Linked DNA regions of Mus musculus: region 2 is linked to region 1. Evidence: chromatin contacts called from ENCODE POLR2A ChIA-PET data. All regions are on one chromosome and are shown on one strand. The core of a region is the stretch at or near the end of the contact, and the rest is flanking DNA. Distances in the headings are between cores, read along the strand shown.

What was found. ChIA-PET counts read pairs that join two places held with the same protein, here RNA polymerase II (POLR2A).
Region 2: POLR2A ChIA-PET joins it to region 1 with 13 read pairs in embryonic stem cell. The contact joins the promoter of Tet3 here to the promoter of Mob1a in region 1. POLR2A ChIA-PET finds 5 or more read pairs at or near these places in 2 of 5 experiments (Patski and embryonic stem cell).

Annotation. Positions count from the first base shown.
Region 1 is chr6:83,322,848-83,328,000 of GRCm38, forward strand. Mob1a (MOB kinase activator 1A) reads left to right here and starts at 3,192. Exons shown (of 6, transcript NM_145571.2): 1 at 3,192-3,420. The coding sequence starts at 3,407. It also overlaps a transcript of Mthfd2 not described here.
Region 2 is chr6:83,453,827-83,458,979 of GRCm38, forward strand. It overlaps Tet3 (tet methylcytosine dioxygenase 3), which reads right to left and starts at 2,566. Exons shown (of 12, transcript NM_001347313.1): 1 at 2,463-2,566; 2 at 924-1,654. The coding sequence starts at 1,226.

The sequences.
Region 1 (5,153 bases), core at 1,942-4,441:
TACACAAGGCCCAGACTAAATCTCTGTAATGTTCCAATTCTAGTGTATGTGCTGCCAAAGTGAGTATTCAGTCTATTTGTTATCTCTCCTGTCAATCTCCCAATGATCTTCATCAGTTTTGTGCTTTTCCTCATCATAGTGCCATGGTTTGAAATTACTGAGGGCTCAGGGAGTATCTCAACCAGGAAGTGCTTGCCTAACATGCATGAAGCCCTGGGCTCTGTTCCCATCTTTGCATAAAACCTTGCAGGCCTGAAGTCCTAACACTTGAGAGGTGTAGGCAGGAGGATCAGAAATTCAAGGACATCCTCAGGTACCTACTAAGCCCGTGTTATGGGGTTTTTTTTTTTTTTTTTTTTTTTTTTTGAGATAGAATCTCATTATATAACCTGCTGGCCTTAAACTCACAGAGATCTGCTTGTCTCTCTGCCTCCAAGTGCTGAGATTAAAAGCATGAGCCACTCTGCCCGTGCTTTACACGGCAAACTAGAGATCAGCCCAGGTTACAGGAGATCTGCCTAAAGGAAAGACACACCTACATACCTACCTTGTGTAACCCACTGTAAGCCCCAGAAGGAAAGAGGCCTTGTTTTGTCTATAGCTCTGACCAGGGACTTTAAGTCATTTTCAGAATAAAACTTCCATATGCCAGGAGCAGGTTTTTGTTTCTGACACACTGAGATTTCTCTTTCACAGTCCTCAACCTGAGACACGGAACAGGAACAGCTCAGAGCTTCTAATGTCTTTCTTCCCTCACCTGTGAGGGGGATCCGCTGTCTGGGAAAGGCAGGACCTGAAGTGTCCGCAGCAAGGGGAAGAGGCTCTGTGTGCGAGAAGGTAGGGACAAGCTGGAGTTCTGCAGATGAGGGTGTAGGATGCTTACACAGAATAAAAAGTCACGGTGGCCAATTTTGCCTAAGGAAGCTCAAAAGGGGAACTGAAGGAAGATTGGGGGTGGGGGAGGGGAGCAGCCCAGAAGAGGGGGGAACAAGAAGGCCCTCTGAGCTGCCGCTTACCTTCTGTTTCCCACATCTGCTATAACCAGATCGTATGACGCTATCTCTTGATCCTGCTGAGCCAGAGTGAGCAAAGCACCCCAGTGTGTGTTTGGCTGCTGTCTGTTCTGGTGGAGACCAAATTGCCCTGCCCCTTACTCACTGGGAAACCTTATCTTTGACTCCTTAGAGGATTGTATTGATATCCTCTTTAAATATTGACCAAAGATTTACACCTTAATCCCTAAGGCTTTCTCTCCCTAAAGCTGGACATATGGAGAAGTGTCTTTAATAAGTTTTTTCCTCATAGATTTAATAATTCTACAATTTTAAGAATCATTTCATTAAAAGATGGAAAAAAGCCCCAAACAAACAACAAACCTGGAGTTCATTTAGTCTGCTTTTTTTTTTTTTTTTTTTTTTTTTTTCTGAAACAGGGTTTCTCTGTGTAGCCCTGGCTGTCCTGGAACTCACTTTGTAGACCAGGCTGGCCTCGAACTCAGAAATCTGCCTGTCTCTGCCTCCCGAGTGCTGGGATTAAAGGCGTGCACCACCACACCCAGCATTTTTTTCCTTTTTAAAAGAAGATTTTTTTTTATTTTATAAGTGTTTTGCCAGCTTACATGCATGTGACATGCATGTATGCCTGATGCCCGTGGAGGTCAGAAGAGAGTGTTAGATGCTCTGGAAATGAAGTTACAGATAGTTACAGACAGTGTGCATGCTGGACCCTGAACTCAGGTACTATACTATACAGGTATTAAGTGCTCTTAATCAAGCCTCTCACATCATATTTTTATAGTTATATACATATATATATATATGTGTGTGTATACATATAATGTCATATATGTATACACACATATACATATATATATATATATACATACACACACATACATACACACACACATATAATTTTTGAGAGTCTTTCTATGTAGTCATGGCTGTCCTAGAACATGCTATGCAGACCAAGCTGGCCATGAACTCACAAAGACCCATCTGCCTCTACCTCCCAGTGCTGGGATTAAAGAAGCTGTGTATCATCATGCTTGTCCTGACTTGATATAAACATAAGGACACAGACTCAAACCTTAATAATATGTTATTTAAAAATATACTTATGAAAAAAATAAACAAATAAAAGGACAAGAGGCAGAGGCAGGAAGATATCTGTTAGTTCGAGGCCAGCCTGATCTACAAAACAAGTTCCAGGACAGCAGGACTACATAGAGACCCTGTCTCAAAAAACCAGGAAAACAAACAAACAAAAAAAACCAACAAAAAACAAAACCAAAAACAAACAAACAAAAGATTCAAAAAATATATCAAGGCACATACTCTAAATCACATACAAATTTACAGAAGTTAGTGAAAAAAAGGAAAGAAAGAAAAGAAAAAGCTTACTGAATAATCCTGATAACCTAGGCTGCCCCCCCCCCCATCAAGGTAGAAAAGGAGAACCAGCTACTACTACATACCACACTAATAAATACAAATGTATAAAAGGTGGTTTAAAAAGTTAATAGAAGGAGGCAGGTGGTAGCTCAAGCCTGTAATTCCCGCACCTGGGAAGCAGACGCAGGACGGTCAGGAGGTCAGGGTCATCCTTGGCGACATAGTAAACTTTAAACCAGCCTGGGCAGCCTGGAACACCTGAGATCCTGTCTCAACCAAGGAACAACACGCAAACAAACAGGAACCCAAAAGTTGATAAAATAAAATTGATGACATTAATGTGACAGGTGGCATTCAAATGGTTTTAAACCACCGGCAAAATACTGGATCTTTGCCACTGCGCATCTGCAGTTTCATTTATTTCCACAGGTTTTTTTTCTCCCCCCTCTTTTCTTCATTCTACCATAGTGTCACCTGGTGTCAACATATCCTCCCACACGGAACATGCACATGGACATTCATAGCAGCGTTACAGTGTGTGTGTAGAAACCTCCCAGGTGTCCATCAACAGGCGAGGTGGCCAGAATAGCATTCCTTTAGGAGAAGACATCAAGTTTTTCTAAATAGCGAAACAGTCACCAAGTAGCGCTGGCAGACGTCCCTCGGCCACGGAACAGTTGACAGCGGCGCCTAGTTGGCCCCATTTCCCTCCCGTGCCCACAGAATACTGATTGGCTGAGCTCAGGAAGGGGCAGGGTGAAGCTCAGCGGGACGGGAAGAAGCCCGGTCTCGCGAGATCCTCTTGGTTCCGCATTTTGGCTCGCGGAGCTGTGGGAGGCAGCGCGGAGGAGCCCGCGGTCGGTGCTTGGTCGCGGCGGCTGGAACTCGGTACCAAACCCGGGCCGTGAAGCTTCGGCAGCCCTGTAGAGCCGCGGACCGTCCTCTGCCTCCCGGTGCCCGCGGCGGCGCCGAGTCTGACGGGGCGGGGGCCACGGCCCCTCGGGCTAGCGAGGATGAGCTTCCTCTTGTGAGTGGGCCGGGCCGGGCCGGGGCGGGGCGGGTGTCGGTCGGCAGGGCCGGGCCGAGGGGCCAAGCGGAGGGCGGAGCCCGACCTAGGGCTGCTCCGGGCCTGCCGCCCCGGGATCGGCTAGCGCAGGAAAATGTGCAGTGCCTCGGTGACCAGACCAGGCTGAGAAAGAAAGGCGCAGGTTCTCAGTGGCTTCCCACAGGTTTGCATTTGGGAAGAGGGCATTGCTCCTTCCAATGTGACTTTTCTCTTAGCCCAGGCGGGGCTTGAACCTGGACTCCTCCTGCCTCTGCTTTCCCAAGGAGCCAGGATACAGCCTCGGCCACTAGGACAGGCCTCCTTTAAATGTGGGGGTTTTGTTTTGAGAAATGGTCTTGCTATGTAGCCCAGGCTGGCCTCGAGCCCTCTTAGATGTTGGGATTAAAGGTGGGTGCTTTCATCTCGGCCCACATGTGAATTTTTTTTAAGGTTTTTATTTTTTTTGAGAACTTAATAGATGCGTATTTTCATTTCTAACTCCTCCAGTGCCCTCTCATCTCCCATTCAAATTCATGTTCTCTTATCTATATTCTATATTACGTCTATACAACATACATACGTAATGGATCCAGTTAGTGTCGTCTGTATGTACTTGGGTGTAGAGCTGACTATTTCATTATGAGTCTATTTGAGCTTGTCCCTGAAAAACCTGACTCTTCTTGTGGACTGTCCATAGCTCTTCAGCCAGGTGAGGTAAATGGAAGTTTTTATTTATAACTTAAACCGATGGACAGTTTTTCCCACTCTTTGGCTATTCTGAATAACGCTGCTGTGAGCAGCTGGTTATAGGTTTTTGGGTATGTGTGTGTGATGGTATCTCCTGGGTCTTAGTGAGGTTTTTGCATGTTAGCCTTTGAGGCACTGCCAAGCCTTCTAAAGCCTGCACTGCATTTAACATCCCATTCTCATTGTATTGAGTTTTCAGAATTCTTCAGTTCACACCTGCCTGGTAATTACCACTGATAGATCTGAGGGTGAAGTGGAATTTATTGATTTACATTCTCCCAATGACCAGCAATGTTAAGCATCGTTTGTGTGTGTGTGTGTGTGTGTGTGTGTGTGTCTGTGTCTGTATTTTGTGTTTTCAGACTATTTGTGGATAGAGTTTATTGAGATCCTTTTCCTATTTTAAAATCAGATTGTTCTTTATTTTGTTAGCATCTGTTAATTGTACAAATTAATGGGTTTCACTGTGACATTTCCACGTGTGTATATGGTGCAGTGGTTGTGTCCGTCTGACTTTTTGGTTTCAGTTGTAAGAATTCTTTATGTATTTTGGATATGAGTGTCTCATTACATCTGTGACTTCTTCCATCCTCAGCGTTATTTTAACTGTTTTGATGGCATCATTAGAAGAATGTAAGTGTATTTTTCAAAGATTTATTTAGTTATTTAGTTTTTTTTTTTTTTTTTTTTTTTTTTTTTTGCTTGTTTGGTTTTTTTTTTTTTTTGAGATAGGGTTTCACAATGTAGCTCTGGCTGTCCTGGAGCTAACTATGTAAACCAGGCTGACCTCCCAGAGATCTGCCTCGCTCTCCCTCCAGAGTGCTGGGATTAAAGATGTATACCAGTATACCCAGTTTAGGATTTACTTTCATTTTATGAGTATGAGTGTTTTGCTTGTATGTATGTATGTATGTATGTATACCATGTACATCCAGTACCCACGGATGCCAGAAGAGGGCATCAAATCC
Region 2 (5,153 bases), core at 1,316-3,815, 130 kb after region 1:
GGAGCCCTGCAGACCGCAGGCCTCTGTCTCTGTCCAGCGCCAGTTCCGCTGCCTGGAGCAACTTCAGCTGCTACATGCTCCGCTCCGCCTAAAATCTGCTCTATTGGCTGGTCCCCACCTTCGCCAACTCTCTCTTGTCACAGCCGCCACCAGCCTTGTGTGGACTGCTCACCACTATAGTAGGAAGGAAGAAGCCCAATTACAGGGTCACTGCCCCTTCACTCCTTCCGCCAATCCCACATCCCCAGTCTTCCTTCCCTTTTCCCCTGAATGCAGAGAGTCTTCCTTGACATGACAATACTTCGAAAGCGCGTCATTCAGTCAGAAAGTGGTATCTAGTGCCTATTGCCCACCAAAGCCTGCTCTGCCCAAGCCTCTGTGGCCTCAGTAAGTATCCCATCCCATTGGGAGCCCCAGTCACGTGTCTATCATTACATCCCTTGTTTATGCAAGAACAGGAGCCCACGGGAAGGCTTAGGGAGAGATGCCTCCCATGCCACCATCAGGACAGTGAAGAGCCAAGCCATCACTCCGGAGTTTTCACTCTAAGTGCATCCACCTTAGTCTGCAGTGCCTCGCCACTACCACAGCCACCCATGCATCAGTCACCTTATGATCCAACCTCAGGCTTCCAGTGGGAAGACAAACTTTTAAAGCTCAAGCCAGACATCTCTGTCCTGTATCAATTGTAAGCATTCAAGATGAGAATGCTGGCTCTGCCTTCTGCACGGAACCAAATCACTCTCATACAAACCGTCTTGGAAATGAACCCTCTGGGCTTCCAACTGCAGGCTGCGCTCCAAAGGAGACCAAGTGACCAAGAACGGGAGGATTGGCTTAACTGGCTGAGTCTTTTAAACCAGACCCTCGTGATGACAACGGCCTCAAGCAAGGAGTGAGGAGCCTAGCGGAGGCCCACTTACCTCCTTAAGAAGCCCCGCTTTTTTCTTCAGCACCTCACACTTGCGGAGTTTGCAGATCTGGTGTGTGCGACGATTGGTGCAGCTGGTACAAGACCCACAGTTTTCCAGCCGTCGGCAGGGATCGCAGGTCCCACACCGTTTCCTTTTCTTCCGCCCATCTCCACCCCCTCGCAGTTGGGTCTCACTCCCAGCCATAGGAAGCCCAGGCCCCTGGAAGCCCCCTACCATCACCTGGCCCTGCGGGAAATCATAAAGTCCTGACAGGTCCGGCTGGACCGCCAAGGGCACCTGAAACTGGCTCATGATGCCGCCGTTGCCAGGGAAGGGGGCATAGGTGCCAGGTTAAACTACTGTCCAGTCTCCTGCTGCCTGCAAACAGGTCCTTCTCTCCTAAACAAGTCTACAAGGGTGAAGGCAAGGAGCTCCGCCTCTGGGATGGGATGGGGTGGGTGCCTCTTCTTAACCCTCTTCACCTCCTCTGCAGCCGGCTCACAGGGTTCCTTCCAGGACCAGTCTCCCACCTGCAGGGCCCCAGGATCTGGGGCAAGACAGTGGCGGCGGCAGCCCCCAAGGAAGATTTCATCTTGGCTGGGTGGGTTCTTCACCCTCACCCACCCGGGGCTCAGGCATGAGGTGAGCCAATGGGTGTGTGGTGGGGCAGATTGGGGTGAGGAGTTTCCTCCTGACACTTCTCCCTCCCTGGGTCAGGATGATGGAGAAGGCTACGCTGCCTGAGAGGGGAAAAAGACACAGAAAGAGGAAGTGCATCACTGGGTGCTCAGGGACAACTTTCACGTGTTATCTCTTCCTGCTTCTGGGAAGAGAGAAAATGGGGGAAGCCAGGGTCTGAGTCAAACGAAGTCCTCCTTAGAACCTCAGAGGGAGGTACATAGGACCTCCATGGGGGTGAGGGTGCACAAGGCACTCAAGGGGATGAGGGGGTGGGATTTCTGAGAAAGTTGCTCTGTACACACACACACACACCCTCACACACACATACATCTACTGGCTAGTGAGTTTCACTAAAATCCACACGCAGCCCCTCACTGAGGGTCGCAGGACCTTCCCCTAGGGAACAGAGCTTGCAAAATAAAGTTTTCAGAGGCTCGCTCATTTGGAGTGGACGGCGCCCCAGGCGGCCTAGAGGTGGGGGGCGCGCCCAAGGGGAGTCCCGCGTCGGCTACCTCGCCGCGCCCCAGGAGACGGAGCCCCGCGGGCTACAGAGAAGGGTGACCCGCGCCACCAAGGGGTGCGGGGAGGGGGCGCGCTGGGGCGCAGGCCAGGCTGCGCGCGCCGCCACTGCCGCCGCCGCTCCGGCTCCTTTGTTCTGGGGCCTCGGCTGCTCCGCTCCCGCTGCACCGCAGCCCCCGCCCCGCCACCCCCACCCGGCAGCACCGCACGGCCACCCGGAGCTCCTTGCCGGGTCGCTGGCTACCCTGCTGCGCCCACCATGGCCGTGCCACGGTCCCCGAGCCGCCCCTCCCCCCACGCACTGCCCCTCCCCCACCGCGGAGCCGGAAAGCCACCGGCTGCACCGACCTGCCCGCCGCCTCCGGGGCGGAGCGCACAAAGGGGCAAAGTTTCCCAGCCTGCCGCTGCCACCGCCGCCACCGCCACCGCCACGGCCCAAGGTGTGCGCCTCCGGGAGCGGGAGCGCCCAGCCCAGCCAAGCTCGCTGCGCGCGCGGAGTCCCCCCCCCCAACCCCCGCCCCAGCCCTGGCCGAGCAGGGGACGGCGCAGGAGGAAGGAAGCAGCGGCGGCGGCCGCGGCGGCGGCAGCAGCAGCAGGAGCAATGAAGGCGGCCGCGGGACTCCCCGCCCCCCGCGCGCCGCGGCACGTGCTCGCCCGGGGACTCCCCCGCCCGGGAGGGCGCGCACGTGCGGTCCCGCCGAGGCTGGCCGCTAGGCCCGGGACCGCGCAAGAGCGGAGTTCCCGGGGAGGGAGCGAGGCGCGCGCGGGCCGCCCGGGTTTTGCACCTGCAGCGCCTCCCCAGGCCTCACGGAGGGGCCCTCCTGAGACGCGGCTGTCCCCGCGGGCTGGCCCTTTCCCTGCCCTCCGGCGGGGCCCGCAGCCCAAGCTGTCGAGGAGGGGCGGGGCGGGGCGCGGACCTCCCCAGCTAGGCCCTTGGCCCAGCCGCCTGGGTGTCCCCACTTCCTGCCACTCCCTGCGAGCTCGGGACGGCCCCACGCTCGCCCGACTGCCCCGGAGCCCGACCGACCCCCTTTCTCCTCCTCGGCTGCCTCTCAGGCCGAGGCAGGACAATAGGGGACATCGCGCGTTTGCGTACCGAGTCAGCCTGACCGGCAAGAAGTGGGTGCCCGAGGGCAGAGACCGAGCGCCCGCTGCACGGCATCCGCATGAGGGTCACAACCCAGCGCCCTGCCCTGGCCGACCCTACGGCTCTGCCATCGCCAGCCTTCCAGGCGCTGCTCTCGGGCTCTGTTGCACATCTAAAACAAAGACTAGTCCGAGACCCCCGCCCTGCCTCCCAGAGGAGAGGGAAGGGGCGCGTCGCAGAGAGGAACCCAGGCAGATTCGGGATGGGCTCAGTCACCGAGGGCCCAAGTCCTCACCGAGGCATAAATAATGCAGACACTTTGAAAAAGTCACCCTGGGCTGTGTTCTAGGCAGGCGGTAAGGGACAAGACATAAGAGTATTTCCAACTTGCCAAACTGTCCATTTCTCTGTGCTAATTCTCCCCCATCCCTCACCTGTTGTTACTGGCCAAGTTGAAATTCCAGGTTAGATTAATTCAGCTCCACCCTTCTGATCTGACTGCCAGACTAATGCCCACAGCTGCCTTCCACCTACCGGGTTGCTGTGGAGAAGGGTAGGTCTGTACCCTCCCTACACAAGGGCAAGTCATGGCAGAAACAGACACTGGGTGAACTAGCCCGACCAGTTTGGGCGGTGCTCACCCAGCCAGGTACCTGGCAGGCGTCCTCATCCACTGAACTTAACATCTCAGCTAGAACTGGAAAAAGAGCATTTGGCCCACTGTGTGTGTGTGTGTGTGTGTGTGTGTGTGTGTGTGTGTGTGTGTGTGTTGCGGGTGGGTAGGGAGGGTTAACTGATCTCAAACAACACTCGCTGTCCAGAAAGCCGTAGGCAGTTAGCTGAAGCTGCCGGAGTTGTCTGGGACTTCCCTCGGGCATGCCTGATATTTGACAACCTGTTCCACTGTCCAGCTTGTCTGCCGAGTGTGTGGTGAGCATGGCTACTTCCTACCACGGCCTTTGGATGTACCCAAGAGTTTCTGCCCAGAGGAGCGAAGAGTAGAAACAGCAATATGGAGAAGTTGTGGACTTGGCACACATATGCACTCACGCACACACTAAAAAATAGGTGAATGATTAAAAATGTTTAATGTCACTTACGTGGCTACACTCCTGCAGATAATGCAATTTACCATCCTCCTTTCGCTTGCCTATTATTTGATAGACGGGCTGGATGTGAGGTGAAGAAAATAGCTTGAGTATTAGAGATGTCTGACTTCCAGACTCGCCTCTAGCACTGGCAACCTTGAACTGGGTACACACCATCTCTCAAGAGCACCCAGATAAAGTACTTAATATCGGTTTCACTGAGTGACAAATGATTCTTATTGTTAACGATAGAGCCGCTTTGTGAGCTAAGTATTGTCATTAGGTCAGCTGGTTACTGCGCTGTGGAATCAGAAGCAGAACAGAACAATTTGTGATTTCTCCGGGTAATTGGCGGCAACAATTAACCAATCTATCCTGCACCTTCCATGGACCTCTTTGGCTCCGGTAACCTGATGGGATGCTGGTGTGTGCTGCACACCAGGATAGAACACAAGGGATGCCTATGACCAACGTATGGAGTGTGGAGTGAGCAGGTTACCCAGCTCATAAGCAGAGCTCAGATGTGGAGGAGCTCAGGGGGTCAGGGGGTGAGATGAAAGAGGTGTCAGAATAAGCCTTGGGGCACATCAGCTCAAGAGCAACCAAGCCAGGAGACATAAATTGAGCCACTCAAATGGAAGGAGCCAGGCCTGGCAAGAGAAACCCCTCGCACCCCCACCCCCACCCCCCTTGCAAGTCGTCCTAGTCACTTCTCTCTCTGGAACTTCATGTCTCAAGGTCTGTTGCTTTGACCCTGCTCCCCTGTTTCAAGATTTCCTTCCCTGAGAAGTAAAAGCTTACTCCTTCCTCCTAAGGTCCCAACAACAAACCAAAGCACAGTTACGCCAAGGTTTAACCCTGGGA